7 separate regions of the Homo sapiens genome follow, and all the other regions are linked to region 1. A link is a loop called in an ENCODE intact Hi-C map of the cell type or tissue named here. Cell type or tissue: endothelial cell of umbilical vein. All regions are shown on one strand.

What was found. A loop is a pair of places that touch in the nucleus more often than their neighbours do. Peaks named below come from ENCODE experiments on the same cell type or tissue, not always from the same donor. Only the 100,000 strongest peaks of a DNase experiment are listed, where the experiment ranks them.
Region 2: a loop joins it to region 1, with 5 times the contacts of the local background. A loop is called at or near these places in 25 of 110 quality-filtered maps.
Region 3: a loop joins it to region 1, with 5 times the contacts of the local background. A loop is called at or near these places in 30 of 110 quality-filtered maps.
Region 4: it touches region 1 in a loop (2.7-fold over the local background); 9 of 110 quality-filtered maps call a loop at or near these places.
Region 5: a loop joins it to region 1, with 7 times the contacts of the local background. A loop is called at or near these places in 36 of 110 quality-filtered maps.
Region 6: a loop joins it to region 1, with 4 times the contacts of the local background. A loop is called at or near these places in 39 of 110 quality-filtered maps.
Region 7: it touches region 1 in a loop (2.8-fold over the local background); 6 of 110 quality-filtered maps call a loop at or near these places.

What each region holds. Positions count from the first base shown.
Region 1 is chr9:122,252,057-122,256,056 of GRCh38, forward strand. The region is part of intron 2 of RBM18 (RNA binding motif protein 18); the gene reads right to left. Among named protein-coding and RNA genes, the nearest start is that of RBM18, 11 kb to the right of the region's middle. In endothelial cell of umbilical vein, no CTCF peak of the experiment used is centred here; DNase peaks (open chromatin) are centred at 945 and 2,275; H3K27ac peaks cover 3,048 bases.
Region 2 is chr9:122,123,032-122,127,031 of GRCh38, forward strand. No RefSeq gene overlaps it. Among named protein-coding and RNA genes, the nearest start is that of MIR4478, 4.9 kb to the left of the region's middle. RefSeq lists enhancers at 2,112-2,878, 2,879-3,644, 3,645-4,000. In endothelial cell of umbilical vein, CTCF peaks have their summits at 145 (motif pointing left) and 2,298 (motif pointing right); DNase peaks (open chromatin) are centred at 130 and 2,330.
Region 3 is chr9:122,348,309-122,352,308 of GRCh38, forward strand. No RefSeq gene overlaps it. Among named protein-coding and RNA genes, the nearest start is that of PTGS1, 21 kb to the right of the region's middle. RefSeq lists a silencer at 2,294-2,500. In endothelial cell of umbilical vein, a CTCF peak has its summit at 2,448 (motif pointing left); a DNase peak (open chromatin) is centred at 2,423; H3K27ac peaks cover 322 bases.
Region 4 is chr9:122,306,474-122,310,473 of GRCh38, forward strand. All of the region lies in intron 5 of MRRF (mitochondrial ribosome recycling factor), which reads left to right. Among named protein-coding and RNA genes, the nearest start is that of MRRF, 44 kb to the left of the region's middle. In endothelial cell of umbilical vein, no CTCF peak of the experiment used is centred here; DNase peaks (open chromatin) are centred at 668 and 1,628; H3K27ac peaks cover 2,135 bases.
Region 5 is chr9:122,166,112-122,170,111 of GRCh38, forward strand. It overlaps MORN5 (MORN repeat containing 5), which reads left to right. Exons shown (of 5, transcript NM_198469.4): 2 at 657-804; 3 at 3,534-3,645. Among named protein-coding and RNA genes, the nearest start is that of MORN5, 8.2 kb to the left of the region's middle. In endothelial cell of umbilical vein, no CTCF peak of the experiment used is centred here; a DNase peak (open chromatin) is centred at 2,470.
Region 6 is chr9:122,156,134-122,160,133 of GRCh38, forward strand. It overlaps NDUFA8 (NADH:ubiquinone oxidoreductase subunit A8), which reads right to left and starts at 3,646. Exons shown (of 4, transcript NM_014222.3): 1 at 3,494-3,646. The coding sequence starts at 3,544. It overlaps MORN5 (MORN repeat containing 5), which reads left to right and starts at 3,775. Exons shown (of 5, transcript NM_198469.4): 1 at 3,775-3,886. The coding sequence starts at 3,840. RefSeq lists an enhancer at 3,557-3,851. In endothelial cell of umbilical vein, a CTCF peak has its summit at 2,310; DNase peaks (open chromatin) are centred at 2,288 and 3,708; H3K4me3 peaks cover 1,048 bases; H3K27ac peaks cover 448 bases.
Region 7 is chr9:122,450,934-122,454,933 of GRCh38, forward strand. It overlaps a transcript of OR1J2 not described here. Among named protein-coding and RNA genes, the nearest start is that of OR1J1, 25 kb to the right of the region's middle. In endothelial cell of umbilical vein, CTCF peaks have their summits at 2,435 (motif pointing left) and 3,719 (motif pointing left); a DNase peak (open chromatin) is centred at 2,408.

The sequences.
Region 1 (4,000 bases):
AATTTACCCCAGGGATGAAATCTCTCGCCCCAGCCCCCTGCCTTCCTCTAAACTGCTATGTTAGTTTATTTGGCAAACAGAGTTGTTTGCCTCTATTTGGTATGGGAACTAGAATTGTCATGGCTATGCATCTGTCCAACACAAAAATACCAAACAAAAAAACCACACCTTACAAACAGCTGTCTGGCCTACAAGCACTATTTGTTTTTCTTTTGGAGAAAAGCTCAAAAATAGTGTTGATTTATTTATTTTTAATTCCTTGGCAATGAAATGGCATTTGTGAATAACTATAACTCCATCAGAAACACACACCCATTCTCCAAAAGACAAAGCCTATCCTATCTCAAAAATAAAGTAACAAACATATATGCATTCATGCAAACAAACAAACAAACAAACAGTCCTGGAAGATCTTCCTATTAGATTTTGTAGTTAATTCTTAGACCCAAATTGCACTTGTGAGAAACTCTGCCATTAATCAAACCACAGCTAGTGATACTTCCACAGCACTTGAGAGTTTCAATGACTGATGTGACTGAACATGAGGACAATGTGGAACAACTATGTGACTGAGGCCGGTTTCACAAAGGGCAGGGGAACCTGGCCAGTCCTATAAATCACCCAGCTATGGGTAACTAACCAACCTCAGTTGCCTTAAAACAGTTTATACTCTAGGGTACGGTCAAGTAAAGAATACAGATGGTCAAGGGAGAAATTTATTCCTGGCAGGATGTTCACTCCAAGCTATTGCTTACCACTACTCTGCCCTTCATCCTCTATTAAATTTCTTACTCCAAAACTTACTTGGTTTCTACAGAGCTTTTAAGTTATTCAAACAGATGTGGCCTTAACAGGTTGCTGCGGCCAATCTCAATTCCGACTTCCTGTCATCTGATGTGGGGGTGAGACAAACCAACAGCTCTCCCGTTTCCTTTCCCTTTGGCCTTCCTCCTGGCATCCTCCGTGCTATTCAAATGGAGTCAAGGCTTTCTCTAAACAATGCTGTCCCTGTGATACTAAAAAGGTATCAGCCCACATGCTAAATCTGTTATTACTGGGAATTCTACCCCACAGGGAGTCAGTAAAGTTGTCGTTATAGCCACATTTATATTCACATTGTTTTCTAAGAGAAACTCATCAAAATTTTATTCTTGAGCAAGAATTTCCTTTGGGAGGCAGAAAGATATGAAATGGACCATACACTATACTAAATTTGATACTAATGCACATCAACAAGCAAGTCCAATATCCTGGATCAAGTGTCTGACACAGTGGAACAAGAAAGACATAATACAGGTTTAGTACTGGGACAAATGCAAGGATCCCAAGGCATATTGTGGATATTAATCTGGTCTATTTTGAAAGGTAAAACCACCATGATCCCCTACTTTCTAACTTCCCAACTCCCATCAGGACACCTCAACCACTAGAGAGAATGTAGGAAGTGACTTCAGGGGAAACGAAGACACCTTAAGTGCAAATGTGTGGTTTTACTTGACTTTTTGAACAGGCTTACAGCAAGGGTGAGTCTCTCACACACAAAGATGGGCGAGAAGAGTCTCCCCCAGGGTCTTTAATTCACAGCTGTATCTTCAAATTACTAAGCCTATTCAAATCTTAACACCGTGCCAGTTGCCACAGAATGGGGAGTCAAACCTATTCTTAAAAAAAAAAAAAAAAAAATCTAGGCCAGGCGCAGTGGCTCACGCCTGTAATCTCAGCACTTTGGGAGGCCGAGGTGGGTGGATTGCCTGAGGTCAGGACTTCGAGACCAGCCTGACTAACATGGTGAAACCCTGTCTCTACTAAAAATACAAAAAAATTAGCCAAGCATGGTGGCGCATGCCCGTAGTCCCAGCTACTCAGGAGGCTGAGGCAAGAGAATCACTTGAATCCGGGAGGCAGAGGTTGCAGTGAACCGAGATCGCACCACTGCACTCCAGCCTGGGCGACAGAGCAAGATTCCGTCTCAAAAAAAAAAAAGAAAAAAAACCCACAAAAACACACACACACAAAAAAAACAAAAAAGACAATCTAAGGCTACTGTGGGCTGGTCATCTTTTCATTAGCTCCATTCTGCTTAGAAGCAGGAAGGTAACACGATTGGCATTTCCTAAGAAATGAATTTTAATTTACTCAGAAAAAAAAAAACACACACACCAACAAAAGATTACTCTTTGTAAAGCTAACAAACACATTCTGCCCAAGAAGTGTGACCTTAAGATTCCAGGAACATCTGCTTAGGTTTGTGTCTTTCAACTTCTCCAGGATTTCTTTTCTTGTTTGATAATTTCTTAAAATTATCGGAACACTGAAACAAAAGGAATGAAATGTTTACTATTTTGCTTCCTGGAGATGGGGACTGCAGGCTCTGATAGTGAAAAAAGCCTGAAGGATCTTGCTTTCACATCTGCAAGCACTTTTATCTGCTGCTGAAGTGCGGGAGAGCACACTACTCAGCAGAGGCTTGCTTCACTTAATGAAATGTGCGCCCTGCAGCCTTCAGGAGCTGGAAAATTAGCACACCAGCCCCACACACATATCTGCAACTTAATCAGTGTTTTCTGTAATTGGTCTTTAAGACAGCTTTTCTGCCTAATGGCACAGAAATAATTAATCTATACACATGTTAAAATAGATACCTACAATGTGTCTAGAGCCAAGCAGGCTTATGGGCTATGCAGATGAATAAAACTAGGTTCCTGCCTTCAAGAACCTCACATTCTAGTTAAGACAGAGAGAGATGTAATCAAACAATTACAAAACAATGGGATGCTTGTACACAGAGGGATGAATACGAGCACACAGAATGAAGACCAATGGTACAAGGAAGGTGGTGGTTAAGGAGAGCTTTGTGAAAGGAGTGATATCTGACTGGGTTGTGTCAGTGTGAGTGAGTACTAAAGACAAAGGTGAAAAAGGGTCTGATCCATTGGAGTAGAGTGGGGGTAGCCAGTAAGATGGGGCTGAAAGGTAGGCAGAGGACAGGTTGTGAAGGATGTCGTAGGCTGAGGGAATTTTAATTTCGGGTTGTAGGCAATTGGAAGCCCATGAAATGACATTTAATATTATTTTTGATGCACAATTTGTTGTAGAGAAAATTTTCTTTATAAATGGATATAGAAATTACTATGAGATGGGTCTTTATGTTTTATGATAAGTACATTATTATATGGTCTTATTGTGCTTCCAATTTAAGTAACCAAACAGTGAAGGCTGTTTCATGTAAACCAAGACATAAAAAGAAGTATGGACAATGAGGAGACATAAGGTATGGACTGAGAGAGAAACAGGTTTCTTCGGGGGTGAACACACTGTTCTTGCATGCTCATGCATTTATTTTCCCTTGCATTCCAGCTTACCTAGTTTATCCCTGAAAGTCTGTACCAGGAGGACATTTCCACCTGGATGGCTCTCCACTGCTTTTAACTTTGCTTAACACACCCCAAACTGAATCCCTCCCTGCCACAAACTGATGATCCTTCCAGCTATCCCTCTGGTCAGGGGGAACAAGATCTTTTTATATTCCTCAGGCAAGAAACCTCAGGATCACCTCAACCTTCCACTCCATTTCAATCACTTTCCTCATCTCTCAGACTCACTCATCAGTCTCCAAGTTCACTGTCTCTATCTAGGTGATAATCGATGGCCAGACTGGTTCATGGCGATCTCTCTTAGCTAATCTTCATCTTCAATTTCTGCCCTTCATCCTGCATATCGATGTAAAATTTCTCTACTAACACATCATTGTCTAGCCTGGGCAATATAGTGAGACCTCGTCTCTACAAAAAAATTAGCTGAGTGTGGTGGCACATGCCTGTACTCCCAGCTACTCGGGAGGCTGAGGTGGGAGGATTGCCTGAGCTTGGGAGGCTGAGGTGGGAGGATTGCTTGAGGCTGGGAGGTGGAGGTTGCAGTGAGCTGAGATTGAGCCACTGCACCCCAGCCTGGGCAACAGAGTGAGACTCTGTCTCAAAAAGAAAACAACAACAACAACAAC
Region 2 (4,000 bases), 130 kb before region 1:
GCGGAGAAAGAAACTGAGGCCCAGAGAGCCCAAGGACGCATCACAGATGAAAACAGCATCTGGAAGCCGACTCCTTACAGAAGCCTGAGCCCACGCAGGACCTGCTTTTATGCTGCCCCCTTGTGGTCAGAGGAGGGACTGCCACCCAGAGGCGCCCCCTGCCTTGAGTCCACTGAAATATTTGGTCTCCTTTTCTCCTTCTGAGGTCAGCTCGCCTCAACCCTACCCCAGGGTCTTACTCCCTCCTTGTTTGTAGGTCCGGAGGATCCTCAAGGGCAAAGGGCACCCGAGTGTCCCCACCAAAGGCTGGCCCCCTTGAGCAGAGATACGTGGAGAGGTGACCAGCTTTGCTTTACTGAGCCTGCCTGGCAGCCCCACAGCCATATCCGGGCCCCCTCTTCAGTCCTCATCTCCGTGCCTCCTCTTGTTTTCTACATGACTAATCATGTCCTCTTTCTTGGAACCCCCTCCTTCCTTGGCCCCAGTGATGCCACACTCTCCTGGGTTTCCTCCAGTCTTCCTGGGTGTTCCTTCTCTCTTTTGTGGGCATCTTGTTCCCCTCGGTCCCAGCCTGTTGGTGCCCCCTGAGCCTCTTGTTTTTGCCTGGATTTGGAGCTGGGCCACCTAGCCGGCAAGCAGGTAGACACCTCAGGGCACCATCAGACCAGGAGCATCAAACAAGGAAGATGAGGAGGAAAATGTGTTTCTGTGAACCCATGGATGTGATGATTGCAAACGTTTTTTGTTTTTATTTTTATTTTTGTTTTTTGAGATGGAGTCTCACTCTGTTGCTCAGGCTGGAGTGTAGTGGTGTGATCTCGGCTCACTGCAACCTCTCCCTCCCAGGTTCAAGCAATTCTCCTGCCTCAGCCCCCCGAGTAGCTAGAATTACAGGCATGCGCCACTATGCTCGGCTAACTTTTTGTATTTTTAGTACAGACGGGGTTTCACCATGTTGGCCAGGCTGGTCTCGAACTCTTGACCTCAGGTAATCTGCCCATCTTGGCCTCCCAAAATGCTGGGATTACAGGTGTGAGCCACCGTGCCAGTCCAAGAGTTTTGTAAGGCATGTAAGTGTTACATTTTATAATTTAATTTAGACTCCTTTTTGACTCATGGGGGTGAGGTGAACACCATATCTTTGGTGCTTAGGGCTTCCAAGGACCTTTCCTGGGTGGCCTCAGCTGTGCACTGCCTTCAACCACCTGTCAGTAACCTTCCAACTCCCAAGTGAATATCTCCAGGCCTGATTTCAACTGCCTCCTGGATACCTCTCCAGACATCCCCTTGGCTCTCAGGCTCTAGGCTGATACCTCTCCAGACATCCTCTCCAGACATCCCCTTGGCTCTCAGGCTCTCAGGCTCTCAGAGCCACATCAGACTCATCATCTCTCCCCCAGGCCCCTTTGTCAGCACTGATATGCCCCAAGGTAACTTCATCTTCCGGCTCCATGCCCACCATGGCCAATTCCTCACCAAAGCCTGGCGAGTCCATCTCCTTAATAGCTCTGGGATCTGCGTCGTTCTTGCCACCTCACTCCTGCCCCTGTCCTGGTCCAGGCCACCACATCCCTCCCGTCTGGCCCTCCTGCCTCCTTAGCTGGTGCTCACATGCCCATCTGACCAAGTCGCTTCTTAGCTGGTGCTCCTTAAGCTTCTCCTTAGCTGGTGCTCACATGCCCATCTGACCAAGTCGCTTCCCTGTCTGGGCCTGTCTCCAGATCCCTGTCCCCCAGAATAAAGCCCACACACCTAATACTGGCCTCGAAGACCTCCAAGGGGTGGCCTGGCCACCCTCCACAGCCTCATCTCCCGCCACCCAGGATCTCCCCTGCTGTTTGAGGTGCTGAGATGCTGTCAGAGTTTGATGACTGACAAACAAACCAAACAGGAGAGTGGCTGGGCTGGGGTGAAGTAGGAGAAGACTAGACATACCTCCCAGAGCTCTTCAAGCTGGTGATGACCTATGAAGTTGTCCACTCTGCCACTAAAGACCACCAATCTGCAAGTGGTCCCAGCCCAACTCGTACTCCTCCCATGATAAGGAGCTCCGCCCCCTCACCATCCCTGGACTGGTCCTTCTGTGAGCAAGTTCTGCTCACATGTTCTGCATTACATGCAGATTGGGGTAGGGAACTGGAACTCAAAAGACCCTCGACCCTAGGAACACAAATTCCTTTTCCTCCCTGAAATCCCATCCCTGGGAGTCCCAGTTCTCTGGGTCTGGGCCTGGGCACCCGCATCGTGGCTCAGCTGTGGTTCTAGGAAGCTAGCCAGAGCCTGACAGAGAGATTGCCAAGACAGCCGCCAGAGGGCAGTGCTGCCCCACACACGCCCAGGGGCCAGCCTGCCTTTGTGTCTCAGGCTGCGTGGGTCTTTCAAGGAGAGGCTGCGTGTCTATGTTTGTGTGTATGTGACTGTGGGAGTCTATTACTTTGTGTGTCTCTGGCGGCAGGGTTGGGGGTTGTCTAGGCCAGTTGGTATATGTGGTTGTCCATTTTTGCTCACGTCTGAATACCCCAATTTCCATCCCAGGAAGGGGTGCAGATGCCTGGTTACTCAGTGGGGCCCCAGGCAGGACGGGGAGGAGCACGGCCATCCTCTGAAGAGCCCTCGCCACCATCACCCCCACCATGAGCCTCCAGCCAGACTGGGCCTCAGGTACTTGTCAGTTAAGTCAATGACCCAGTGACAAGGACCAGTTAGTTGTCCTTGTCACTGTCTGGAACCAGGGCCAGTCCTGGTCTGTGGCGTCCAGGTGCTGCAAAGCCCCAGTCCCTCCCTCCCAGCCTCCTCTCCCCTCCTGCCCACCATCACCATACAACAAGGACAGGGAGACTATACCCCCATATCACAGTGGAGGTGTCCGTTTGATCAGCCTTGAGCTGGACACCAGAGCTTCCTGGTGACTCACCGGCAGCCCCCAGGCTGGTCAGGCCCGGGAGAAGGACGCCAGTGTACCCTGCCTGCTGCTGTACCTGCAGGACATGCCTGGACACCAGCGTGCTCTGGGAGGGAGCTGTCCTGTTGCCTGCGGTGGTGGGGACAGGGGAAGGCTGCTCTGAGCTGTACTTGGGATGCGTCTGGGAAGACAGGACGGGCGTGCCAGCAAGAGAACAGCATGTGCAGGGCAGGGAGGTGTGAGGGCGCAGCCTGGGCAGCCAAGGGGCCTGAGCCGCAGGATAAGTGGATCTGGTGGCATGCGGGAGGCGGCAGAGGCAGCGGGCAGGGAGGGGCCTCTCTCCCCAGCAGCTTGGTTGCGGGGACGAGCCAAGCCACCCCATGCTCACAGCCAAGGCAGGGGTCTTGAGACCCGCCTCATACCTCTGTGACCTCCAAGGAGCAGACGGTCCCCGTTACTGCCCCTGCTGTACCCAGGGACCCAGGAACGCAGGGAATGTGAAGCTGGAGGGGGAGGGACAGCGACTGACATTCTAGACCGGTGATGCACCCAGATAGAGGCCTAGAGCGAGGAGAGGAAGTGCGGGGCACAGAATAAGTAGAGAGAGAACAGAGGGAGAAAGAGACACCGGGAGGGGAAGGGAGACAGAGACGGGGAGTCGGAGGAGGGAGCGGAGAGAACCGAGGGAAGGGGTTGCCAGGAGGAGGGGTAGGGAGAACTTTCTTGGCCTCCCTGCTCGCGCCCTCCCGGGCAATCAGGCCGGCAGGAGGCAGGTGGTCCGGGGCAGACAATGGCGCGGAGGAGTGCGGAACCTGGGACTAAATTTGGCGTTGCCTTTGCAGGGCGCGGGGCGCCCGTTCATCTCGATGCAAAGGAGAGACGAAATGAATATGCAGCGCGGGCTGTAATTGGGCCGCCGCGGCCGCCGCCGCCGCCGCCGCACTATAATTTTCCAAACAGGATCTTGCAATCAGGGCCTTATTCATTAGCGCATAAACAATTTTGTTTCTCGGCACTCGAGCCTGTCAATCACGCGGAGAGGGAACATCTTGGCCGGAGGCGCGGGCCACCGTGCGCGCTCCCACGCGCGCCCCCTCG
Region 3 (4,000 bases), 96 kb after region 1:
AACCCTACACCCTGGGGTAATTGAGATCAGATGCAGCTGTGACCCACAGAATGCTCCCTAGGAACCTGGAAGCATTTATTGTCTGGAAGAGAATCCAGGGTTATCCTCCCTCCCTTGCTGTCCCCTCCCCAGGCGGCCTGGCCGAAGGTGGATCGGGCCTGAGGAGCCTCTGGTGCTGCCCCGGGTTAGAGCAGAGGCCTTGATGAATACGACTGCTGAAAGCGTCTTCCTGGCTTCCTCCTTCCTGGGGATATGGTTACAGGGGGCCAGACTTCCTGCCCAGCCTGCCTTCGCCTTCGCCTTTTTAGCAAAGTGTGGTTCTGCAGGCTCTCCTCCTGCAGGCAGCTCCGCACGCCCACCCCCATGCTTTGCAGCTGGGGCACCAGCTGGCCCCATTTCATTCAGAGCCCAGCTCAAATGTCACCTCCTCAGGGAGACCCTCCCTGGCCACCCTATATGAACCAGCCCACCTACCAGCAGTCCTTCCCTCTCACCCTGTTTAATTCTCTTCATATCACTTATCTTTAGTTGGGTGGTTCATTTATTTTCTTTCAATAATGTTTATTTCCTCTCCCCACCGCAAGAATGTGAACCCTGGGAGGAAGGGGACTTTGTCCTGCTCACTGCTGTATCATGAAGCCTGGAACTGTGCTTGGCACATAGTAGGTGCTCAGTAAATACTGGCTGAAAGAACAAGGCAAGGACTGAGCAACTGCTGTTGACCTCTGAACTTGGAAGTTGGCCTTGAATCACATTGCTCTGAGGTGAGGTTTGCAGTTTCGGATCTCCACCCTTTGGCTTGTCCTGATTGCACATCTCTGGTATAAATCCCCACTATCTTTTTTTTTTAAACAGAGTCTCACTTTGTCACCCAGGCTGGAGTGCTGTGGTATGATCTCGGCTCACTGCAACCTCTGCCTCCCAGGTTCAAGTGATTCTCCTGCCTCAGCCTCCCGAGTGTGGGATTATGGGTGCCTGCCACTACACCTGGCCCCTGGTCTCCAATTTCTTGTGTCTGGATTTTGGTTCTCTCTCCTCACTCAACAAGCCCATTTTACATGGTAGTGCTATGAAGTCGGGCAGGGTGCCTGCTGGCCAATACCATACCTTTGTCTGACTTGAGAAAAGGTGCTCCCTAATGGGAGGATGCAGTCCTGCTGGTCCCCAGCTTGACCAACAGAAAGTGAACTTACATGAAGAAAACGGACCATCTTTTTTGGCTGACACAGCCCCACACTTGGGCATAGGTTGGCTGATTTCAGACCTCTTGTGTAGTGCACAGACTCCACAGGTGTGTGACTTGTGCTTGGTTTAATCTTCTACTGCCATTGTCTTGAACATTTTAATATTTGAACAAGGGGCTGCATATTTTTATTTTTCAAAGGGCCCCTCAAATTACGTAGCTAGTCCTGATTCTACACACAGTCCTGATTAGGTGTTAGCTGCCCCCATTATACAGAGGGGGGAAGCTGAAGCCCAGAAAAGGTGACCACTAACGTGGCTCAGTGAAGCCTGGTGGGGCAGAGGCTGGTCTGCCAGCTCCTAGCTGGGTGAGGCTGGGCACACTCTGTTATGGGGGAAACAGGCATGGTCCCCTCCCCTGACCCCCGCAGGTGCTCAGGATCAGAGAGAAGAGAGATGCTGTTCACTTGTTTGCATTGCCCGGACACAGCAGGTGCTTGGTACTTGTGGGGGACTGAGGTGCCAGGGCAGTGTGGTAGAGGGAGTGACGCTTTCCATTAGGGGCTTTGGAGAGGGCTCCCTGGAGGAGGTGTCAAGGGATCTGACATTGAAGGATGAGGAGGGTTTGAATCAAGAGAGGAGGGGAAGGATATTCCCAAGAGAAGGTCCAGGATGGGCAAAGATCGCTCAGTCTGGATAGGAGAATGAGGATGGCACTGGAGAGGTAGGGGCCTCAACGTCAGGGTGAAGATTTTATCTTCTGTGTGGGCTTGGGAGAGTCCCCAGCTTCTACTCCAACCACAGCAGATCAGTGTAAACATGTTTTCTGTTTTATACATGGGATGGAGGTGCAGGGAGTGAGAGGGTCTTTGGATTTTGCTTGTAAAAAAAGAAGTTGCCTCTAAAAATATGGTTAAAAGCCACAGCTGTCGGGGATGGAAAACAGAGAAGGAATTAATACTCCGTCTGGCAGCTCTGGCCTTCTTTCCTTAAGGAGGGTTTGCCCTCTTTAAGGAAAACCCATAGCCTCAGAGAGGGGCAGGTGTCTGCTCTGGGTCCCTGGTGTATCTAGAACCCAGGACTCCTGACTACTAGATTGGTGCTTTTTTGACTTCATAGCTGCAGGAACTCATCTCCACAGGCCTGTGGTCCAGTTTCCGTGGTCTCGTGGCAAAGCTGCATCTCCAGCAGCAATAGATGCTTCCTTCTCCCTCCTCTGGCCGGCCTGCCAGGCCAGCCCTGGAAAAAGGCGGCCTATGCTGCCACCTGGTGGCCACTCACAGGCAGGGGAGGGTGCCACTTCTCTGCTGGGAGCTAGCTGCATTGTCCTGGTAACTGATGGTCTAGACACGGGATCCTGTGCCTGGGTGGGGGTTGCCCTGTTCTGGGGCATTGACCCCTTTGGGAATCTGGGACTATTAATGGTGGTATGGCCCACCTCAAATCTGTTCTTCCTTCTGTCTTTCCCAGTCTAAGGGACTTAATACCCTAATTGTCTAATCTGGAAGCCTGGGTTTTACCCTTGACTCTTCCCCCTCTCTTTTCCCCTAAATCCGGTCTGTCCCGAAGTCCTGTCAAGCCTACCTTTTAGGCACATATGGCATGTGTCCCATGCTCTCTATTCTCAAGACCACGACTCGGGTCCAGCCGCGTCATTGTCCTCACCTGGTCTTCTCCCCACTCAGGCCTGTCTGCAATCCACTCCCCAGTCTACATCCAGAGGGACTTTGTTAAAATGCATGAATACTTATATTCTCCCTGCTTGAAACCATCAATGGCTCCCTATTACCCCCAGGACAAAACTTAGCCTTTTTGCCAGGCTGCCTCTTAGAATTGCCACCCTCTTAGAAATAGTCTCTTACAAACCCTCTAGCTCTGCTTCCCACAAGCCCCCTCTTTCCCCCACTAGCTGGGCAGCATAGCACAGTGGTTACAGGAGTAGATGCTAGTGCCTGGGTATCTGCTTTTTTTTTTTTTTTTTTTTTTTTTTTGCAATGGAGTCTCACTCTGTCGCCCAGGCTGGAGTGCAGTGGCGCAATCTCAGCTCACTGCAAGCTCCGCCTCCTGGGTTCACGCCATTCTCCTGCCTCAGCCTCCCCAGTAGCTGGGACTACAAGCGCCTGCCACCACGCCTGGCTAATTTTTTGTATTTTTTTTTTTTTTTAGTAGAGATGGGGTTTCACCCTGTTAGCCAGGATGGTCTCAATCTCCTGACCTCATGATCCTCCCGCCTTGGCCTCCCAAAGTGCTGGGATTACAGGCGTGAGCCATCAAGCCCTGCTGGTATCTGCTTTTAAATTTCGCTTTTGTCATTTGATAACTGTGTGACCTCAGTCAGGTTCCTTATCTCATTTTCCCAATCTCCAAAATGGGATTGATGATAATAGTGCCTAAGAGGCACTATTAACTGAAATATCACATAAGAAATTGTGCTAAGTTGGGCCAACTACAAGGTTAGAGGGCAGAGACTCCACACAAGACCACTTTCATTTCTTTCTTTCTTTCTTTTTTTTTTTTTTGAGATGGAGTCTGGCTCTGTTGCCCAGGCTGGAGTGCAGTGGTGTGATCTCGGCTCACTGCAACCACCACCTCCAAGGTGTGAGTGATTCTTCTGCCTCAGCCTCCCAAGTAGCTGGGACTACAGGTGCGTGCCACCAAGCCTGGCTTTTTTTTTTTTTTTTTTTTTGTATTTTTAGTAGAGACAGGGTTTCACCGTGTTAGCCAGGATGGTCTCGATCTCCTGACCTTGTGATCCGCCCGCCTCGGCCTCCCAAAGTGCTTGGATTACAGGCGTGAGCCACTGTGCCCGGCCCACCTT
Region 4 (4,000 bases), 54 kb after region 1:
CTTGCCCAGGGCCACAAAGCTAAAAACTGATAGATCTGGACCTCAAGCCCCAACAGTCTGACTTCAGAGCCCGTTCTCTTAAGTGCTTCACCTGACAACCTTGCGTTCAGAGAGGAAAAATTAAAGTCCACAGGTACTCAACTTGTAAGTGTCAGAGCTGGAATTGGAAATCAGGTTTGCTTTGACCACCAAACTTGTGCTTTTTCGCATGTATGATGGAGCTGAGGCAAGAGTTATGTCTACTCACCCCAAAACTTGGGTTTCCATCCTTCTGTGGCGACAGGGAAAGAGAAGACAAGTGACTTAAGACCACTCAGCTGGGAATGTGGAGCTGTGACCCCGACCTTAACCTCCTTTCTCATTTGGTCAGGCTGGGCTGTATTTCAGAATGGTATGTCTGGTTTAACCAGGCATCAGTCACAGAATGGTCCTTTGAAAGCAGGTGCCCAGTTGTGTCCCCAGAGAGAACCAAAATTACTACTGGTATTAGAAGTCCTTCCAAAATGTATGATTTCCTTGGGCTAAAGGGACACCTACAGAAGATCTAATGTCTTTATGAGACATTAATGTACGTAAAACAGGCTAGTGGGATGAGGCGAGGGTGGTGTCCCTAGAAGCATAGGAAATCTGGCTGGGCTACACAAACAAAAACATTTCCGTCAGGACCGGCAGCCCCAAGGCATGGGGCAGCTCCCACTGGCAAACAGTGAAGCAGGAACGTGGTGCTGCTGATTTCAGGCCCATGCTCCTGTAGGGGGGAGTCCCGGAAGCCCAGGGAGGAGGTGGCAAGGTTTCTGTCAGTGGCAATGTCAGGAATGTATCTTGATAGGCCATTCCTTGAAAGTGCAGCTTCCTTCTCCCTTAGCCTGCTCCCCACAGCTGCTGGAGCAGAATTCCTGTCCCCTGCTTTCCCCATTGCCTTCTGCTCTCCTCTGTTCCCATTCTGTTTCTCTCTGCTCACTATCTGCTCAGTTGCCTAAGCACCAAGTGGCTAAATCCTTTGTGACCATTTTCTCTCTCACCACTCGCATCCTATTCTCCCCAGGAGAGAAGTCCTGGAGATTCTGTAGTAAGAATAATTTACTCAGCTATCCTTTGTTGAGCTCTTACAATGCATACATATTGACAGCACGCCAAGTACTTATCCCCCATTATTTCATTTAATCCTCCCTTCCACCCTCTTTGTAATATTCTTACTCCCATTTTATGTAGGAGAAAACTGAGTTTGGAGAGGCTGAATAGCATACTCAAAATTCTGAAGCTAACAAGTGGCAGAGCTGGGATTTCAGCTTAGGTCTTTTTGGCCCTAAACCGTGTCCTTTCTACATTTTAAAGCCCCCTTCAAGTGTCCAAAGAGCCTTCTGAAGTTGAGTGTCTGTTGCATTAACAACTTTTTTGCTGTCATTACCTGAGCTGAGCCTGGCTTCCTCTGATATGCACCTGGTGTATAGCTTTGTACATGTGTTGCATTCTCATTGAAACAATAGGAAGTATCATTTCAGTCAGTGGGATTCTCTGTTGTGTGAGTTAGCAGTGGGGCATGCCCTCTGCTTATTGTTCATAGGAACATGCTCAAGGAATTTTTCAGGAAGGCCCCCATCCAGGATGTTACTGGAAGATCTGCCTGGTGGAGCTTGTACAAACAAAGTATGACCCTGCCAGCTCAGCCAAAACCCCTGCCTTGTGCTAGAGGCTCTCTGACCCTAGCGGAAAAGGCTTCCTCACCCAGCCAAGAAACTGCAACAGGGTGGGTCCTGAGCTCCCTGTCTACCTGCCTAAAGGCTCCTGGTCAGACTCTTGCCATGTATTTAGATCTGGTTTGTATATTGCTGTCTACACAAACTACAAATCTGATCAAGTTTCTTCTTATTTTAATGTAAAATATGCATTTTTAAAATGTACTGTTTTAGTCTTTTTTTTTTTTTTTTTTTAAGATGGGGTCAGGCCGGATGCGGTGGCTGACGCCTGTAATCCCAGCACTCTGGGAGGCCGAGGCAGGCAGATCACTTAAGATCAGGAGTTCGTGACCAGCCTGGCCAACATGGCGAAACCCCGTCTCTACTAAAAATACAAAAATTATCCAGGCATGGTGGCTTGTGACTGTAATCCCAGCTACTCAGGAGGCTGAGGCAGGAGAATCGCTTGAACCCAGGAGGCGGAGGTGGCAGTGAGCCGAGATCACACCACTGCACTCCAGCCTGGGTGACAGAGCAAGACTCCATCTCCAAAAAAAAAAAAAAAAAAAAAAAGATGGGGTCATGCTGTCTCATCCAGGCTAAAGTACAGTGGCATAATCATGGCTCATTGCAGCCTCAGACTCCTGGGCTCAAGTGATCCTTTCGCCTCAGCCTCCCAAGTAGCCGAGACTACAGGCGCATACCATGACACCTGGCTAATTTTATTGTGTGTTGTAGGGATGGGGTCTCACTGACTTGTCCAGGCTTGTATTTTAGTCATTTTTTAAGTGTACAGTTCAGTGACATTAAGTATATTCACATTGCTGTATAAGCAATCTCTAGAATGCTCTTCATCCTGCAAAGCTCTGTACCTATTAAACAACTCCCCACTTACCTCTTCCCCCAGCCCCTGGTAACTACTATTCTACTTTCCGTCTCTATGAATTTGGCAGCTCTTAAGAACTTCATGTAAGTGGAATCATACAATATGTGTCTCTGTGAGTCTGGCATATTTCACTTAGCATAATGTTTTTTATGCTAACTGTTTTTTATGCTAAGGTTCATCCATGTGATAGCACATATCACATTCTCATTTCTTTTTAAGGCTCAATAATATTATATGCATATACCATATTTTGTTTATTGAGCTGTCAGTGGATCTACTAAGACCTACTAAGACATTGAAGGGCTTACAAAGCCTTGCTCTTGCCAGCCTCTCCACCCTTCTCTTTTGGGATAGTCTTTGCCTTCTTCTTTCTATACTATCACCTTTTTTTCATCCTATAAGAGCTATATTCTTATATATGCTATTCCCTGTGGTGAGAATGATCTTCCACTATCCCCCCAACTCTTAGGCAACTTAAATATCACTTAGCCTCAGTATCTCCACATTTAGTTCCTGGGGTCCCACAAAGAAAGGTTGGTCAGACTCCTTTCCCCACTTAATTATTTTTGTAGAACCTCTATATGTCTTTATGGTGCATATTACCACTGTAATTTATTCATTAATTTGCATGTGTTTGTGTAATGACTGCCTTCCTTGCCAAATGGTAAACTCCTGTGTATTTAATGCTATCTCCCTTTTTTCTGTCATAATGTCTATAATGTAGGTGCCTAGTAAGTAGTTGTTGAATGAAGCTATAGATTGAATGAATGAATCCTGAAAAGAGAAAATTTCAGGGCTACATGCTGAGAGCGTTTGGATTTTAAAATGTCTGTGAGATGTTAAATTACCAGTGAGATCTCAAAAAGTCATCTTGCCATAGCATAGATCTTTGCTCTGTCATTCCTCTGTTGATTAAAAACTTTCATTATTTGAAGATGCTTCAGGGCTTCCAAAAATGTAACCAACAACAGCAGCAGAGACAGTTTACATTTCCTGAGTGTTTATTCTCTATCAGGCCTTGTACTGGATGCTTCCCATGTATTACCTCATCTAAATCTCACAATAACTCTGAAAGGGAGGTTCTGTTTCATTTGTTTGTTTTTAATTTCTGTTTCCAAATGAGAAGAGCAAGGCTCAGACGGTTTAAATAACTTGCATAGGGTCACTCAGCTTGTAAGTGGCAGGCCCAGAAGTGGGGTCGGATCTGAGTTTTGTAGCCTGGGATAGAGCCCACCGCTCCTCCTCATCAACTGAAGTAGTCTCTTTTTATCTGTTTTGCAAATGGGGCCTCTGCCTCAGTTTTCTTTGGAGCCAGGGGTTTGTGGCTAAAGAAGAATTTGAAAACTCCAGGCCTGTAGAGTATATTTGACTGGGATGTACCCTTTTCAGCTTCATGCTGTCCCTCCACTACATCTCCCACTGTGCTTCCCAAAATGCA
Region 5 (4,000 bases), 86 kb before region 1:
GATCTCATGAGACTTATTCACTATCATGAGAACAGCATGGGAAAAACCCACCCCCATGATTCAGTTACCTCCCACTGAGTCCCTCCCATGACATGTGGGGATTATGGGAGCTACAATTCCCGATGAGATTTGGGTGGGGACACAGCCAAACAATATTAGTATCCAAGATTATATATATATATAATGGTGGTAAGCTTCAAACCCTTACTCCTGTCTCTAAATTTCATATTTTCCCTAATATTCCACTTGTGGCATAATAGGCAAGGATGGGTTGGTCATGGGGGACAGAGAAATCACAGAACTAGCTGCCAGAAAACCTGGGCTCTAGTGTCCACAGTTTTTACTGTGTGTGGTTTTGGGCACATCTCTACGCTCTCTGGGCCTACTAGGGGGGTTTATTTCAGGGAGCAGTGTGAACTCCAAGGTGAGAGTGAGCCTCTAGGTGAAGGGGAGAATGAACAGAGCAAACTCTATTCCCCTCTTTTCGTTTTTGAGCTTTTGAGGGAAACAAAACAAAAATTTTGTTTTCAGCAGAGTACTGCTGGGATGAGAAGGATGAGAATGCTGAGAACGGGGTTCCTGCTCACTCTGTTGCCTGCCAGCTCTGATCCTCCAGCTGTCACACAGGGCTCAGTGATTTCCCTGTGTCTTTACAGGATGGAGGGCAAAGCCAAGTACATCCTCCCTACCGAAACAATATATGTTGGGGAAATGAAGGATGGCATGTTTCACGGCGAGGGAACCCTGTACTTCCCCAGCGGAAGCCAATACGACGCCATTTGGGAAAACGGATTGGCCATAAAGGTGATCAGCTGGGGGGACGGATGCTGTGGAGGAGAGATCCTCACGCAAGAAGAGCCTCACCCTCTGGCACCCCATCCTCCCTGTCTGGTGCCCACCTTGTTCCATTCACTCTTCTCTTTGCTTCTCCCCCACTCCCCCCACTTTTTTTTTTTTTTTTTAGTCTCACTCTGTCACCAGGCTGGAGTGCAGTGGCACAATCTCGGCTCACTGCAACCTCCGCCTCCTGGGTTCAAGCGAGTCTCCTGCCTCAGCCTCCCGAGTAGCTGGGACTACGGGCGTGCACCACCATGCCCAGCTAATTTTTGTATTTTTAGTAGAGATTGGGTTTCACCATGTTTGCCAGGATGGTCTCAGTCTCTTGACCTTGTGATCCACCCGCCTTGGCCTCCCAAAGTGCTGGGATTACAGGTGCGCAGGTGTGAGCCACCGCACCTGACCTTTTTTTTTTTTTTTTTTTTTGAAAACGAGTCTCTGTCGCCCAGGCTGGAGTGCAGTGGTGTGATCTCAGCTCACCACAACCTCTGCCTCCTGGGTTCAAGCTATTCTCTTGCCTAGGCCTCCTGAGTAGCTGGGATTACAGGTATGTGCCACCATGCCCGGCTAATTTCTCCCTGCTTCTGGATCTCCCAGGGCTCTAGAATCCTCTCCCTCTAGATCTGGAAGGATCTGTGGAGAGGCCATGATGAGTTTGCATCTGTTACACCACTTACTGCCTGATCTTAGGCCCACGACTTCACCTCCCTGAGAGTTCTTCACCTATCAACTCGGGACAGTTAGTTGCATTAGTTATGTGTTGGTACTATAACAGGTTACCACAAATTTAGTCTGAAATCAGCACAAATGTATTATCTTACAGTTCTAGAGCTCAAAAGTCTGAAATAAGTCAGCAAGCCTGCATTCCATCCAGAGGCTCTACGGGAAAACCTGTTTCCTTGCCTTTTCCAGCTTCTAGAGGCTGCCTGCATTCCTTGGCTCATGGCCACGCATCACTCCGACCTCTGCTTTCATCATCACGTCACCCTTCGTCCCTCTGCTTTCATCGTCATCTCTTCTTCTCTCACCCTGACCTTACTATTTCCCTCTCATAGGAACCTTGCAATCATATTTGGCACACCCAGATAATCCAAATAATCTTCCCACTTCAGGATCCTTCATTTAATTGCATCTGCAAAATCCCTCTTGCCATGTAAAGTAGCATATTCACAGGTTGCAGCAGACAGGGACATCTTTGGGGGACCATTATTCAGCCTACCACAATAGTACAAGGCACCTCAATATATATATGTGAACACTTTGCTAAGTTCCCAGCACACAAGAGGCACTCAATAAATGTTAGCTCTTATTACCACCATCACTGCTACTATCATTATAACTTACCTAATCCAAGGATTCTTACCCCCTGGTATTTGTGAGTCATGAATAGAATTCAGGGAGTCACTGAAACCTCTTGATTTATATACAGAAGTTTCTGTGTAAAGGGGACTAAGTTTTTCTCCAGGAAAAGCATCTATAGCTTTCATCAGTTTCACTAAGAGCATCTTGGGGCCTGACTCATGACCTAAAAAAGGTTAAGAAAGGCTCCTTGTTTTATAGCTTGGAGAGTCTAAGCCCCAGGAAGGGGATGTGACTTTCCCGAGGTCACACAGTGAATTAATAGTATCATTGGAATTTCCACCCGTGTTTCCTGATGCCCAGGCCAATGCAATTTCTACATCCTGAGGCTTCCTTTAGCAGTAAGGCAGCAAAGGCAGAATGTATGTGTTTGGACAAAGGGCCGTGGCTGATGGCTCTGACCTTTCCAGCTATAATAATAATAAAAGAATAATAACATTTATTGAGTGCTTACTTTGTGTCAGTGTGTCAGTCAGGGTTCTTCAGAGACACAAAACCAATAGGATATATAGAGATGTATGGAAAGAGATTTATATTAGGGATTGGCTCACAAGATTATGGAGGCTAAGAAGCCTCCCAATCTTCCCTCTGCAACCTGGAGGCCCAGGAAAGCTGTTAGTGTAGTTCCAGTCCAAACCCAAGGGCCTCAACCAGGGGGATCAATGGTGTAAGTCCCAGTCAGAGTTCAAAGGCCTGAGAACCAGGAATGCTGATGTCCAAGGGCAAGGAAGATGGATGTCCCAGCACAAGCAGAGACAGGGAATTGGCGCTTCCTCTGCCTTTTTGTTCTATCCAGACCCTCAACGGATTGTATGGTGCCCACCCACTTTGGTGAGGGTGGAACTTCTTTGCTCAGCCCACCGATTAAAATGTGAATCCCTTCTAGAAACGCCCTCATGAACACACCCAGAAATGTTTTACCAGCTATCTGGGCATCCCTTTCACTTAACCCAGTCAAGGTGTCTCACAAAATCAACCATCACAGCCAGGCACTGTGCTAAATGCTTCACGTGTGCTATCTCATTGAATTTTCAATCAACCCTATTTTATGTACACTATCATTAACTTAATTTTACAAATGAGGAAATGAAGGGCCAGAGAGAGTGGGTCGTCTGCCCAAGTTCATCTGCCAAAGTGAGTTCACCCACTTTGAGCGGCAGGGACAGGGCTCGGCACTTATACCCATTCCCTCTTGTCGTCACAACCATAATAATTGTGATAGTTACCACTTCTTTACTGCAGCCATCAGAAAGGCCCCCACTTCCCTTGACATCTGAACCTCTTGGCCAAAAGCCTTCAGCTTCCTCAGATGCACGTGTGTGCTCCTTGTCTTCCAGGGCACATATACGTTCTCAGATGGGCTGCACTATGATGAGAAAAACTGGCATTACTGCGACGGCTATGATCGGAGGTTTTACACAGAGATCCTCAATGGCTTGAAGCCTGCAGGTACCCAGGCACCCACCCTTTCCTTCATACCCAAACTGAGAGGGAAACTAAGACAGTTTCGGATAAGTGGACTGTGTCCTACTAAAGTAACTTAAAGGGGAAGAGGAACTGAGCAGGCGTAGAAGAATGCAAAAGAGCCAGGTCCTGGAGCCAGGAAGGCCAGTCCTCATATCTCAGCTCCACTGTGCTAGCCAGAGGACCATGGGCAAGGGACTTTACCCACTGCGCCTCAGTTTCTCCCCTTCAAAATGGAGTCAATCAGCTGGGCGTGGTGACTATGCCTGTAATCCCAGCACTTTGGGAGGCCAAGGCGGGTGGATCACTTGAGGTCAGGACTTCCAGACCATCCTGGCCA
Region 6 (4,000 bases), 96 kb before region 1:
ATGAATTCCAACAGAAACAACATCCTTTCACAGCTGTTTACCATGAATACCGTCTCAAATTCATTCAGATCTCTTTGTCTCAAACAACACAGAATTTCAACATCCTTCTCATTTATTCTCACAACAGCCTCATTGCACAGCAGGGCTACACAGTCTGCAGGTGTGGAAACTGAGACAAAGTCACCATCTAGAGCCAATCAACCTTCTAGTCCTGTCCTTGTCTCCTTAAACTACGTCTGTACCTCTTTTTATAGTACTTTATTTATACCATGCCTTGAGTTTTCCTAAATTTATGTAAAACAGAGAATAGTACTTAATAGAACTGTTATGAAGATTAAATGAGTTAATATATATAAAAATAATAAGAACAGTGCCTATCACATCGAAAGCACACCATAAATATTAGCTATTTTTATTTTTACTCAAAATTATCAAATGTGTCCAAGGACTTTCCAGTCCAAAGCTTCTGACTGCTTTTTCAATGGGGATGTGTCATAACTCCTAAGCCAATGAGGTCCAAAATGTATTTAACTCGCTCTCCAAACGGGCTCCTTTTTCTGGCTTCACCAGTACTATTGCCACGCTGCAAATCTGACTTTGATTCTTCAACCTTCCCTACCTCCAATATCTAATCCATTGCTAAGTCTGATCAATTCTAGATATACTTGTTCTTTGCTCTCTGTAAGCACAGTCTCTGTAAGCACCAATTACACTGGGATCATTAACATCTTTCTCAATAATTTTAAGAGCCACTGAGACTAGTCTCCCTGCTTTTCTTTTTCTTTCTTCAATCCATTCTTCACACAGCTGCTACCGTGATCTCCCTAAATGACAATTCTTATTTTACTCTGCTATTATATTAGCAACCAAACTCTCATTCAGCCTTAACAGCAGAATAAAGCCTAAACTTCTTAACGGGTACTGAAAGGCTTCTGGACCCAAACTATCTTTCCACCCTTCTCACCACAACATTTCAAAAAGGGACTGACTATTTACTGTTCTCTCAAAACACTGAACTCCTTTTTGACTCTCTGCATTTTCCCATCTCCTTACTTTTGCTCAGACCCTACCCTCACTTAGAGGGGTCTTCTCTTCATCTCCGCCCATAAATGCCATTCTTCATATGCCATTTAGTCATGTCTTACATTATGTCCAAAAAGTGCTTTCTCTATTCCCTTTATAGTTTCAGAGAATTTTATAGCTGGGATCACCTCATCTTACAAATAACCATGTCTGCAAATGCTAAAATCAAGTAATCAAGGTGACCGGCAGGTAGGCCTAGAATTTAGATACAACTTCAAATCTTTTCCTAAACCACATCTTCCCCCTTTCATAGTATTTAATCACACCTTGTCTTGTATTTTAGTTATTTATGTAATTATTCGTATGTTCATTCAATTGTGTGAAGACTAAAGGCAAATGTATTTCAGATACATCAGTTGTATGAAGTAGAACTTCAGATGTTTGTTGAACCTAATAAAAATTGCAACAAGAAATACAGCAACTCAAGATTAACCCAGCTACATGGGGTGGGGGCAGGGGGGTGGTTCGCCGGGGGGAACAAAAGAGTGGGGGCCACATGGCAGCTCCCCTCTGCCACCTCAGAGTAAATGTCACTTTAATATAATAAAGTCCCTGAACATAGCTAATAATTTCTTCCTCTGAGGAAAATAACAGTTGCCACTCTCACAGGCATCTAAGATTAAATGAAGCATTGCAGGTAGAAGACTTAACATACGGCCAGGCGCGGTGGCTCACGCCTGTAATCCCAGCACTTTGGGAGGCCGAGGCAGGCAGATTACGAGGTCAGGAGATCGAAACCATCCTGGCTAACACGGTGAAACCCCGTCTCTACTAAAAATACACAATATTAGCCGGGTGTGGTGATGAGCGCCTGTAGTCGCAGTTACTCGGGAGGCTGAGGCAGCAGAATCGCTTGAACCCGGGAGGCGGAGGTTGCAGTGGGCCAATATCGCGCCACTGCACTCCAGCCTGGGCAACAGAGCGAGACTCTCAAAAACAACAAAACAAACAAACAAAACACTTAACATAGTGCCGGGTATATCATTGCTGGTACATCATTTCTAGTCTTGGCCTTCCTCTCCTTTAATATAGCCTGTTCTACTATCCAGCCCTGCCATGACACTCCTCTGCCTTAAAACCTTCCACTCTTCCCACCACCTCCCTTACTGGATCAAGTCCAAACTGTTTGGTCTGGCCTTGTAGAAGCTGCTTCCAAGTCCTATCTCAGCCCAAGTTGCCTCTCCAGGCTCAGCACCTGCTGCTTCCCACCACCACCACTAGGGTCACATCAAACTGTACTTGGCTCCCTAAACACACAAGTTCTGCTAGGCCGTCTCATTCTTGTGAGTTTTCACCCATAATATAGTGGAAAAGCATTGGTTTTAAAATCAGACTTGGGTTCACTTCCAGCTCTATTACTTACGAGCTCCGTGACCTTGGGCAAATCATTTCTACTCTCGGGGACTAATTCCTTATTTATAACGCTACGACCAATTGTGTGTGTGTGTGTATATATATATATATGACCAATTGTGTGTGTGTATATATATATGGTATATACATATATATATATACACCAATTGTGTATATATATATATGGTATATATATATACACACCAATTGTGTGTGTGTATATATATGTGTATGTGTGTGTATATATATATATATCCTACCTTATAGTGTTGCTGGGAGGATTCAATGAATTAATGCATGGAAAGTAATTAGCATCCTGCCTGGTATCTAGAAAGGACTTGATCATGTTAGCTATAATTAGTAGGGTATGTTTCTACTTCACTCCTCACAGCACTAACTACATTGTACTGTGACTGCCTCTTTATGTGTCTGTCTCCCTACTGGATTGTAAAGTCCATGAAAGCACGAAGTATATCTCTTCCAGCGTTATGTGTACACGTTAATTACTGAAATGATATCTCTTGAATAAACGAATGCTTTAAATGGGTCCTGTTACCAAACACCTTCCCAAGGCTGTGAGTAGATGCACGCTCCAATATTGTCTCATTTTCCCGCGGCTTCGTCACCCCACTCTATGCACTCTGCACCGGTGATACCACTTTAAGGTAGATGACCGTCTCCCTCGACTGTGAGCCCCTAGGGTTGTATACTCACCTCGCATGCAAGTTTGAGGATTAAGCGACATAAGCTAAGTAAAATGACTGGTTGGTGCTTAATAAAATGTATCACTATTATTCACGGAAGGAGAAATAGGTCGCTGTGGAGGGCGAAAGGGGGAGGATTCTAGAGCCACTGCAAGATGCGACAGGGTGGGGTAGAGAGGGGAGGCGACTCCCAAAGCTGCGGAGGGGACCTCCGGGGGTCGACCTGTATATGCGTTGGAGGACTGGGGAGGGGGGCCCGGGTCCCAGGATCCGCGGAGCCCAAGGGGGGCTAGGCCCAGGCCCGAGAAGCCGCAGCCCCATGTCTCCCTTGCCTGTCCTCCGGATAGCCTCACCTCATCTACTTTCAGCTCCTCTAGAGTGGGCAGCTCCACTATCCCCGGCATGACGGCTGCAGCCCCGACCCCGACGAGAAGCCCTCAGCCGCGTCGCCCCCGTCTCCTTGAACTCCCCTTTCGACCGCCGAGTGCCACACGGCGCCTGCGCATGCGCATCCGGCAACACGCAGGCGTATTGCCCTGCCCAACCACGAGCGAGGGAGCGTGCGCAATACCAAGAACTTTTCAGCCTCCAGCGGGGTGGGGCTTCGATTCGGCTCCGCCCACCCCTCCAGGTTGTCATAGTGATGCCGTATCCACTGAGACTCCGGATCCTAACAGCTGGAAGCTAAAAACAGGCGCCATGGAGTACACAGGGAGCAAATATATCGGGGAATATGTAGATGGGAGGTAAGGGGCTCATTTGATTCACTTACTATACCTTGAATAGCTGTGACTGGAAAAAGACGGCTTTTTGCTTCTGCGAAACACCTTGTGCCAGGCACTTTCACAAACTTGCCCGAG
Region 7 (4,000 bases), 200 kb after region 1:
TTTAGAAAGTGATCCTTAATGTAGTAACTTCTATAACATTTTATGCACAAAAATACATTTTAAAACTCTGCAACCATGAGGACCATATTATTCAATGAGCAGTTGGAATTCTTTCCCAAGAATCACATTGAGCCATGAGTATATTTACTTAAAAATTTCTGATATATCTTTTTTAGTTGGACTATCTTCTCTCTTCCCTTTTTCTCCACTATCACCTGCATTATTATTATTATTATTATTATTATTATTATTATTATTATTATTATTTTGAGATGGAGTTTCGCTCTTGTTACCCAGGCTGGAGTGCAATGGCGCGATCTCAGCTCACTGCAACCTACACCACCCGGGTTCAAGTGATTCTCCTGCCTCGGCCTCGTGAGTAGCTGGGATTACAGGCATGCGCCACCAAGCCCAGCTAATTTTGTATTTTTAGTAGAGATGGGGTTTCTCCATGTTGGTCAGGCTGGTCTCCAATTCCCAACCTCAGGTGATCCTCCAGCCTTGGCCTCCCAAAGTGCTGGGATTACAGGCGTGAGCCACCATGCCTGGCCTCACCTGCATTTTTACAGGCTTCAACAGAGGTGTTGAGCTGCATATGTCACTTTTTAAAAGCTAAATTTACTTCTTTCTTTGGCCAATAGATCTCCATGAGTATTGCATCAACTGGAAGTTTTAGTTTGACTTCTCAAAATACCTTTTTATTCTGGCAACCATTTTCATTTATTTTTTATAAAGTAGCCTACAAATTCTTTATTACCTGTAGCAGAAAGATTAGACAATGTTCAGGACATTAATATAATCATGTCAATTTCCTAGCCTTCTCAGCAAAAATACCATTTTCTCATACACATTTCCCATAACTGGTGTAATTACTGGAGGTCATTGCTCAGTAAAGTCCAGGTTCCCTCTGGTCTGGGGGCATAATTACACTTCACCCACCAAGGAGTAATTTTTTTTTTCTTTGAGACGGAGTCTCGCTCTGTCGCCCAGGCTGGAGTGCAGTAGTGCGGTGTTGGCTCACTGCAAGCTCCGCCTCCCGGGTTCACGCCATTCTCCTGCCTCAGCCTCCCGAGTAACTGGGACTACAGGTGCCTGCCACCACGCCCGGCTAATTTTTTGTATTTTTAGTAGAGACAGGGTTTCACCGTGTTGGCCAGGATGGTCTTGATTTCCTGACCTTGTGATCCACCTGCCTCAGCCTCCCAAGGTGCTGGGATTACAGGTGTGAGTCACCGCGCCCAGCCCAAGGAATAAGTATTAGAGTAACTCAGGTTCCAGGTATCACTGTGGAGCACTGCCCATCTGTCCACAATTGGTAGAGTTTGAGCCGGTTAAGGATCAACTTTGGGTCATCCAAGGTAATACCAATTGTATCACAGAGTCAAAACTCCTTTCAACTTTTTGACACTGTTGCTCTGAGGGAGTAGCAGTAAATGGCATGCTTACCAGTCATCTTGCCATATGCCATAGGTTAGGTTGGCCATAGTGTTCCCATAAACATACCTCCTCTTGCTTGAGCCTGCAGCACAACTGCTATTTAAATATATCAGGTGCTGTTGCTGTTGACATGGCAATTATTCCTTCCCTGGTGAGCATATGGATTCTTGTCCGGAGTTATTGACAAGCAAGATGCTGAGCGAGTTGGGTAACATGCATAGTCCATTCAAATACTGTGATATGGTTTGGATATTTGTCCTGCTCAAATCTCATGCTGAAATGAAATCCCATGGGGATTGGAGGTGGGGCCTGATGGGAGGTGTTTGGGTCATGGGGGTGTGTTCTCCTGAATTTGGTTGTTTAAAAATTGTATGGTGGCTGGACACAGTGGCTCACGCCTGTAATCTCAGCACTTTGGGAGGCCGAAGCTGGCGGATCACCTGAGGTCAGGAGTTCAAGACCAGCCTGACCAACATGGTGAAACCCCATCTCTACTAAAAATACAAAATTAGCTGGGTGTGGTGGCGCATGCCTGTAATCCCAGCTACTCAGGAGGCTGAGCCAGGAGAATTGCTTGAACCCGGGAGGCAGAGGTTGCAGTGAGCCGAGATCACGCCATTGCACTCCAGACTGGGCAACAAGAGCAAAGCTTCGTCTCAAAAAAAAAAAAAAAAAAAAAAATGGGTGTGGCACCTGCCCGTATCCCCGCCTTGCTCCTGCCCTTTTCATGTGACCTGCCTGCTCCAGCTTTGCCTTCCACTATGAGTAAAACTCCCCGAGGCCTCCCTGGAAGCTGAGCAGATGCTGGTGTCATGCTTGTGCAGTGTGCAGAACCATGAGCCAATTAAACCTCTTTTCTTTATAAATTACCCAGTCTCAGGTATTCCTTTACAGCCATGCAAGAATGGCCTAGCACATTGCTTCATCATATTTCTGGGCCAAATGCAAGTTCAGTGAGTTTCCTGGGAGAGAACTCCCCCTAGTGACCATTTAGACCACAAGCATGAGTCTCCAGAAAAGTCATTTCCACTTGCCATGCTTAACCAAGTTCCCAACCTCCTAAGTCCCTCTTAGTACTCTGGACCAATGCTGGGTCTGTGATCACAAGTGTTGCAGCCATGAGTACTTGTGATACAAGACTAATTCAAGTACACTACATGCATCTAAAAAGTACTGTGTCCCTCAAGAGATTGTAGGGTTATCATACTCAGTTCCCAGGGGCTGTTCAGTTCAAGTATCCCAAAGGCTTCCCATAATCATCGTATTGGAAATTCCAGGGTGAGATCATCATTGGTATGTGACAACCAGGTCATGTCAATATTCACCTCTCAGACATCATTGTGATTTTTTGAATGCCTGCCTGTATTGTTTTCCAAACACATTACCATATGCTGTAGTTAAAAGGGCAAACTAGACTCCAATATGCTAGGCAGACAACTGCAATGATGTCTCCCTCATACCCAGGTATTTGCTTTAACAATGGAGTGTCATCTTGGGTTACAACAACATGATGCAGAGCTGTTAGCTGACAGTCACAGTATGTTCAGTGAGGTTCAAAGGCAGGAATCCTCTTAGTGCTACAGTGAATCAGCATGATACACATAAGAACAAAATGTGACTAAAACAGTAATCCCAACCTACTGTTGCTTAGGCAGGTCATCAAAGAACTCTGAGGTCTTCTCTCCAAATCTCGTACATAAGGTCTCAGGTAATTGTTGCCATGTGGCTTCGGTCCAATCCTCCTTATCAAGGGGAAATAAATCTTGGGGTATTTCCTTGTATGGGCTATGATCAGCACCACATATGAGAGAAACAGCTAAGAATATTGTTCTCCTGCTCCTGAGATAAAAATGACAACTCCCAGTGGCCGGGTGCAGTGGCTCACGCCTGTAATCCCAGCACTTTGGGAGGCCGAGGTGGGTGGATCATTTGAGGCCAGGAGTTTGAGACCAGCCTGGCAATATAGTGAAACCCTGTCTCTACTAAAAATACAAAAAATTAGTCAGGTGCGGTGGCATCTGTCTGTAGTCCCAGCTACTCAGGAAGCTGAGATATGAGAATTGCTTGAACCTTCTAGGCTGAGGTTGCAGCGAGCTGAGATCATGCCACTGCACTCCAGCCTGGGTGACAGAGTGAGACTCGATCTAAAAAAAAAAAAGTCACCTTCCTTTCCAGGTATTATTTCCCATTTTATGATCTCTTTCCATTTATTACCTGTCTTGATCCAGACTGGGCTTCTCTGGGTAGACATCTCTGGTTCAGCTATCCTGCCCTCTACAGGCATGTAGCAGATTAAGCTTTCCAGAACTGCTTCTTGTGTCCATTACCAGGTAGAAGGCATAGGGCTAGAAAGGCAAACGAAGATGGGAATGTCTCACAGGGGAGGGACGCATCACCTATGGTCAGCCGTCATGAGATGAAGTCACTATCCATCTCATTATTTGTTTAGGAATATGCACAGTCAAGTTATTTATTTGTTTATCTTTAACTTTAGGTTTCTTTTTAAATAAAACAAATTTGCCTCCAGCAAACACTAAACTGCTTCTGCCTCTATAAAGTTGTC